Regions from separate parts of the Homo sapiens genome. Here region 1 is linked to region 2. Evidence: chromatin loops called from intact Hi-C (ENCODE). Cell type or tissue: mammary epithelial cell. All regions are shown on one strand. Each heading gives the region's core, and the rest is flanking DNA. Links, peaks and the distances in the headings are about the cores only. Region 1 overlaps PC (pyruvate carboxylase). Region 2 has its middle 1.5 kb from the start of SYT12.

Region 1 (2,902 bases), core at 169-2,668, 140 kb before region 2:
GCCTGGAGCCCGCTTCATATGGCCCCCTCCAGAGCAGGAGCTCGGACCCATCAGAGTTGGCCTATGGACTCTTCACTCAACTAAAGGAGTAAGTCACGGCTTTCATCAGGAGCACAGTGTGACAGGCACTTGGAAACCAAAATACCAAAACCAAAAACCCCACTTCTGATAAAACTGTCACTGGCCTGGCCTCCAGCAGGGCCACCAGTGGCACTCAGAGCTTCCCAACGAGAGCTGACGAACAATGTCAGCAGTCACATGTCCCAGATAAGCCAAGGCAGTTTCAATTTGTCTAATAAATCATCAAAATGTCCCTGAAATCCCACTACTTCAGACCTGAACTACATCTCCCAGGATGCCTCTTGCAACCAGAAGGAGCACAGAATCCTGCTGTCAGGCCATCATCCCCCAAGTTTTGTTCCAGACAACAACGTGGCCCCAGTGCTCAGCAGCCTTTCTGGGGACCAGGGCAGGGCGCCACCTAAGAGCTGCTGCAGCTGAGGCCCCACATCGCTTCGTCCTACATATTCCTGTCCTCACAGAGCGTCTCCTGCAGCCTCAGAGGGCAGCAGTGGGCAAGAGGCCGCAGAGGAAGGGAAAGACCAGGCCCTGCTTCAGGGGCGGGTGGCCAGCAAGTTGGTTCTGAAAGCCCAGCAGAGCACCTGGGTCCCTCAGCAAATCCTCAGAGGTGTGCTGGAGAGCAGCAGAGGGCAGAGAAGAAAGAAGTGTGGTTCAGAAACAGGCCCCAGGAACCTCCGAACCAACAAAGCTCCACACACCTACTTCCTATGGGCCCAGCTGCCCCCAGCACCAGCACCCGCACCAGGCTGTGCCCCTAGCCCCAGCTGGGCTCCACAGCTGCCAGTGAAAGCAGGTCAGAACCAGAAAGAAAGAGCTCTTGGCAGAGCACTCGGGGCTGCGGCGGTGGCAGCTCTGACGGATGGGGCCGCTCTCCCCAGGCGGCTCTGCTCTAAACATGTCCGACGGGCCCCAGGGCTGGCAGCCAAGAGGGACAGATGAAAGAACGACTCCACCTGGCTCTCAGGGCTGCCACGGCTGATATCAAAGCACCCAAGAGAGGACAGACTGAGGCTGAGATTTCTGGGCAGGGGGGGCAGAAGGGAGGACGCTGGAAACAATGCAGGTGACAGACACAGAAGACAGGAGAGAGACAATACCAAAGACGGAAACAGACACAGCACGGGTGCTCGCCGAGGCTCAGCTGTCCGGGCTCTGGGCCCCCAGGAGCGCCGGCTGCTCCAAGTGGCACTGCGGCGACGAACAGCAGTGAACAGTGCCAGCAGGGCTCCTCATCGCCCTGGCAACCCTCTATTCAAAGGAGCAGCCGAGGGGGAAAGGGTGGCACCGAGGCGACTGGCGCCATGGTCTCGGGACTTGTGGACTGGGGGACAAAGGGGGTCTCAGAGAAAGCAGAGTGAGGGGTCCCGAGGGCCTGCAGTGAGGTGGCTGCTCCATCCCAGCCTCACTGGAAAGCAGTGAGAATTTCAGGGCCAACACTGCCCCCTGGCGCACGAGGAGCCAGCTTCCTGCCGACCCTGCAGCACGGGGTGTGGGCAGGGCTCACATGGGAAGGTCACTTGTCCCCATTCCTCCACATCCTATAGGAGTAGGCTCAGGAATGCCTTCCCTATATTCCCCGGGCAGCCACCTCCCTCAGCTCTGTCCTTGTCTGTGCCCCACCCATCGTCCTGCTCAGGGGGCTCTCCATGAGGTCTCCGTGGCGTCTGTGTCCTCAGCAAAGAGCATTTAATGTTATAAAGATTTGTTGACCCGTCTTGTCTCCTTTAATAGACACTGTTAGGGCCCTGGGCACAGGATCCCTGGTCTCTTTTGTCCCCACATCTCCCTGGCACTCTGTACAGTGCGTAAGACCAGAACTAAATAAATGTCTGAGGGAATGAATCAGTGAAGAAATACTTCAGGTCACAATGAGGTTGCAGAGTGGCATGAGGCTGTTAAGATTCACCGTGAGGCGTGGTGGCTCATGCTTGTAATCTCAGCACTTTAAGAGGCCGAGGCAGGGGTATCACTTGAGTCTAGGAGTTTGAGATCAGCTTGGGCAACATATTGAGATCCTGTCTCTGCCAAAAAATTAAAAAAAAAACTTTTTAAAATTAGCTGGGTGTGGCCTGGCACGTGGCTCACACTTGTAATCCCAGCACTTTGGGAGGCTGAAGCGGGTGGATCACCTAAGGTTGGGAGTTCAAGACCAGCCTGACCAACATGCAGAAACCCCATCTCTACTAAAAATACAAAATTAGCCGGGCATGGTGGCACACGCCTGTAATCCCAGCTACTTGGGAGGCTGAGGCAGGAAAATCGCTTGAACGTGGGAGGCAGAGGTTGCGGTGGGCTGAGATCGTGCTATTGCACTCCAGCCTGGGCAACAAGAGCAAAACTCCATCTCAAAAAAAAAAAAAAAAAATTAGCTGGGCATGGTGGTGCCCATAGATAGTCTCAGCTGCTTGGAAGCCTGAGGCAGAAGGATTGCTTGAACCTAGAAGGTTGAAGCTGCAGTGAGCCATGATGGTCCCAGTGCACTCCAGCCTGGGCAACAGAGCAAGACTCTGTCTCAAAAAATAATTAATCAATTAGTTAAAAAAAAAGATTTACCTAGAAATATTATGGAGCATTCAGATAAAGATTAGTAAGGCTTGGCCCCTCCTGGGAACAGCACACACACACTAGTGGGACACACAAATGTCCCATACATATTGATTAGAGCCCAAAGTGATGTTGACAGGACAGAGAGAGGGTCTGAAGGACAAGGTCAGCAAAAAGCACCTCCCAGACTAATGCAGAGCGTGCCTGTGCCCCCCACACCCATATGTTGAAACCTTGATCTTGGACTTCCAGCCTCCATAACTGTGAGAAATAAATG
Region 2 (2,878 bases), core at 379-2,878:
CTGTTGGTGAGAGCAGGGAAAACACTCCAAGCAAAGGGACCAGCAAGGGAGAGTCCCTGAGGCGGAGAATGGCTTGTCAGGCGTCAGGAAGGCCAGAAGGCCCAGGAGGCAGGAGCTCAGCAGGTGACAGGGATGGTGGCATGAAAGTTCAGAGAGGCCAGCAGGGTCTGTAGGCCCCAGAAAGGAGTTTGGCTTCCATTTCCAGTGCAGCATGCAGCCACATGAGATGTGTTTGTTTTTGTAAATTGTACAGAAGCATATCACACATGCACAAAAGTGTACAAATCATCAGTGTACAATGCCATGAATTTTCACAAAGTGAACACACCCAGGAGATGGGCACTGAGATCAAAACCAGAATGTGACCAGCACCCCAGCATCCTCCCGTAGGCCCCTCTAGTCACCACCCCCATGGGGACCAGAGTCCCATGCACAGAGTAGTTTTGCTTGTCTTTGAACCTCCTATAAATGCATCCATCAGCAGCGTTCTCTGTGTCCAGCTTCTGTTGCTCAGCAGTACGTTTGTGAGATTCACCCACCATTTTTTTTTAGACGGAGTCTCTGTCGCCCAGGCTGGAGTGCAGTGGCGTGATCTCAGCTCACTGCAACCTCCACCTCCTGGGTTCAAGCGATTCTCCTGCCTCAGCCTCCCGAGTAGCTGGGATTATAGGTGCATACCACCACGCCCAGCTAATTTTGTATTTTTTAGTAGAGACGGCATTTCACCTTGTTACCCAGGCTGGTCTCGAACTCCTGAGCTCAGGCAATCTACCTGCCTCGGCCTCCCAAAGTGCTAGGATTACAGGCGTGAGCCTGAAAGGTGGATTCACTCGCCTTTCATTAGTGGTTGTAGTTTTGCTTCTCTTCTTAGTGGCACAGTCTTCCATTGTGTCACTACACCACAATGCATCTGTGCATTTGATTCATAATGGGCATTTGTGGTCTCCTGTTTGGGGCTACTGTCAACATTCTATCCTTGTCTTTTGGTGCACCCGTGTACGCTTTTCTGATCATTGAAGGGTGTTCAACATGAAATTGACAAGATCTCTCATTTCAAGCTCACTCCCGCCCCTGCATCAGCTCCCCAGTGTGACACCAGAACTGGACCAGCCTCAACTTTGCTTTTTTTTTTTGTTTGTTTGAGATGGAGTCTTGCTCTGCTGCCCAGGCCAATCTCGGCTCACTGCAGCCTATGCTCCCAGGTTCAAGCAATTCTTTTCCCTCAGCCTCCTGAGTAGCTGGGACTACAGGCATTTTTAGTGGAGACGGGGTTTCACCATGTTGGCCAGGCTGGTCTCGAACTCCTGGCCTCAAGTGATCCGCCCTACCTCAGCCTCCTAAAGTGCTGGGATTACAGGCTTGAGCCACTGTGCCTGGCCTCAACTTTGTCTTTTGTTGCTTGGGTAGAATACCCTATTAGAGTCTGGCCCCTTTTATGCCCTGATGATGTGTCTGACTCCCAACTCCCTTCCAAACCAGAAACTCGGCCATTCATTCCCCAGGCCTGGGTGTCCTGCGAAGAAAATGGACTCAAATGGACTCAATCGTACCAAAGCTGCAGCTGGCTGTGAAGGTTGAGTTAAATGGGAAATGGCAGTGAAAGCTCAGGGCCCATTACCCAGGCCCCCCGCCCCATGATAATGCCCTTTCTCTTTGTTCTGTTCCAGGTCCAGGAAATGAAATGAAGACAAAAGCGCCCCCTGTGGGTGAAGGTAAGATGCAGCTCTCTTTCTTTTTTTCTTTTTCTTTTCTTTTTTTTTTTTTGAGACGGAGTCGCCGCGATCTCACTGCAAGCTCCGCCTCCTGGGTTCACGCCATTCTCTTGCCTCAGCCTCCCGAGTAGCTGGGACTACAGGCGCCCGCCACCACACCTGGCTAATTTTTTTGTATTTTTAGTAGAGACGGGGTTTCACCGTGTTAGCCAGATGCAACTCTCTTTCTAGGGCTCCCCAGCATCCTGTCTTCTAGACCAAGGATGCCCACACTGCACCAAGCCAGCACAGACCCAGCCTCCACTGAGAGGTCAGTGCCCACAGGCTGCCCTCAGCTCTAAAGGCCCAGAGTGTAGATGAGCCAGGAAGCACTGCCACCCTTGCACACTTGCTCCCCATCTGGGATCCTCGCCCCTCTTCCTCCCCCACCCCAGACCGTTGGAGAGGTCTCCCCAGGTGTCCACCCAGCCTGCTCCCCTGGTTACTGTGCCCACAACATGTGGCACCTTCCCCCGCACCCAGCCCCTCCCAGTGCAAGCCGTGCCTCACTGCCAGACTGCGCGGGCAGGGAGGGACCTGTCCCCTGTTCCCGGAAGATGGAAGATCGCCCACACCTGGCACTGTGCCCAGCCCCTGCGGGGGCGTCATAAATATCTCCTGAATGATTCATTCATTCCTTTGGGAGAGAAAGCACGACCCCTTAGTGGTTAAAGGTATGGAGTTTGAAGTCACACAGACCTGGGTTCAATTCTGGCTCTGACCTTTGGCTCTGTGACCTTGGTCACCTCTCTGAGCCTGTTTCTTCATGTAAAAAATGGAGTCACCACGACCAGATTAGGCCACGGTGAGGACTGAGATGATGTTGTAAGGCACCAGCACAGAGCTGACCTACAGCTCAATCGTGGTGGGAGGGAGTAATTATCCATTCAGAAAAGGGGAAACTTTCCGCTGCGCCTCCTGTCGCTGTTTTCCTTGGCTCCCGGAGGTGCGCAGTATCGGGTCCGTTTTTAAGGTAAAGAAACTGAGGCCTAGAAAGAGAACAGGATAACCCAGGGCGCGGAGGCTGGGGCTAGAACCCAGGCCGGCTGGCTCTGAGTCCAGTGCTTGGCCTGCCTCTCAGAGGCCTGTGGGCACGTCCCCACCCACCCCTGTCCCCAGGCGTGGGA

What was found. Peaks named below come from ENCODE experiments on the same cell type or tissue, not always from the same donor. Only the 100,000 strongest peaks of a DNase experiment are listed, where the experiment ranks them.
Region 1: it touches region 2 in a loop (2.1-fold over the local background); 3 of 110 quality-filtered maps call a loop at or near these places.

Annotation. Positions count from the first base shown.
Region 1 is chr11:66,881,817-66,884,718 of GRCh38, forward strand. The region is part of intron 3 of PC (pyruvate carboxylase); the gene reads right to left. Among named protein-coding and RNA genes, the nearest start is that of LRFN4, 26 kb to the left of the region's middle. RefSeq lists enhancers at 160-897, 898-1,635. In mammary epithelial cell, for the core only: a CTCF peak has its summit at 1,531 (motif pointing left); a DNase peak (open chromatin) is centred at 1,965.
Region 2 is chr11:67,020,202-67,023,079 of GRCh38, forward strand. It overlaps a transcript of SYT12 not described here. Among named protein-coding and RNA genes, the nearest start is that of SYT12, 1.5 kb to the right of the region's middle. RefSeq lists an enhancer at 1,223-2,422. In mammary epithelial cell, for the core only: a CTCF peak has its summit at 1,706 (motif pointing left); a DNase peak (open chromatin) is centred at 2,340; H3K4me3 peaks cover 300 bases; H3K27ac peaks cover 773 bases.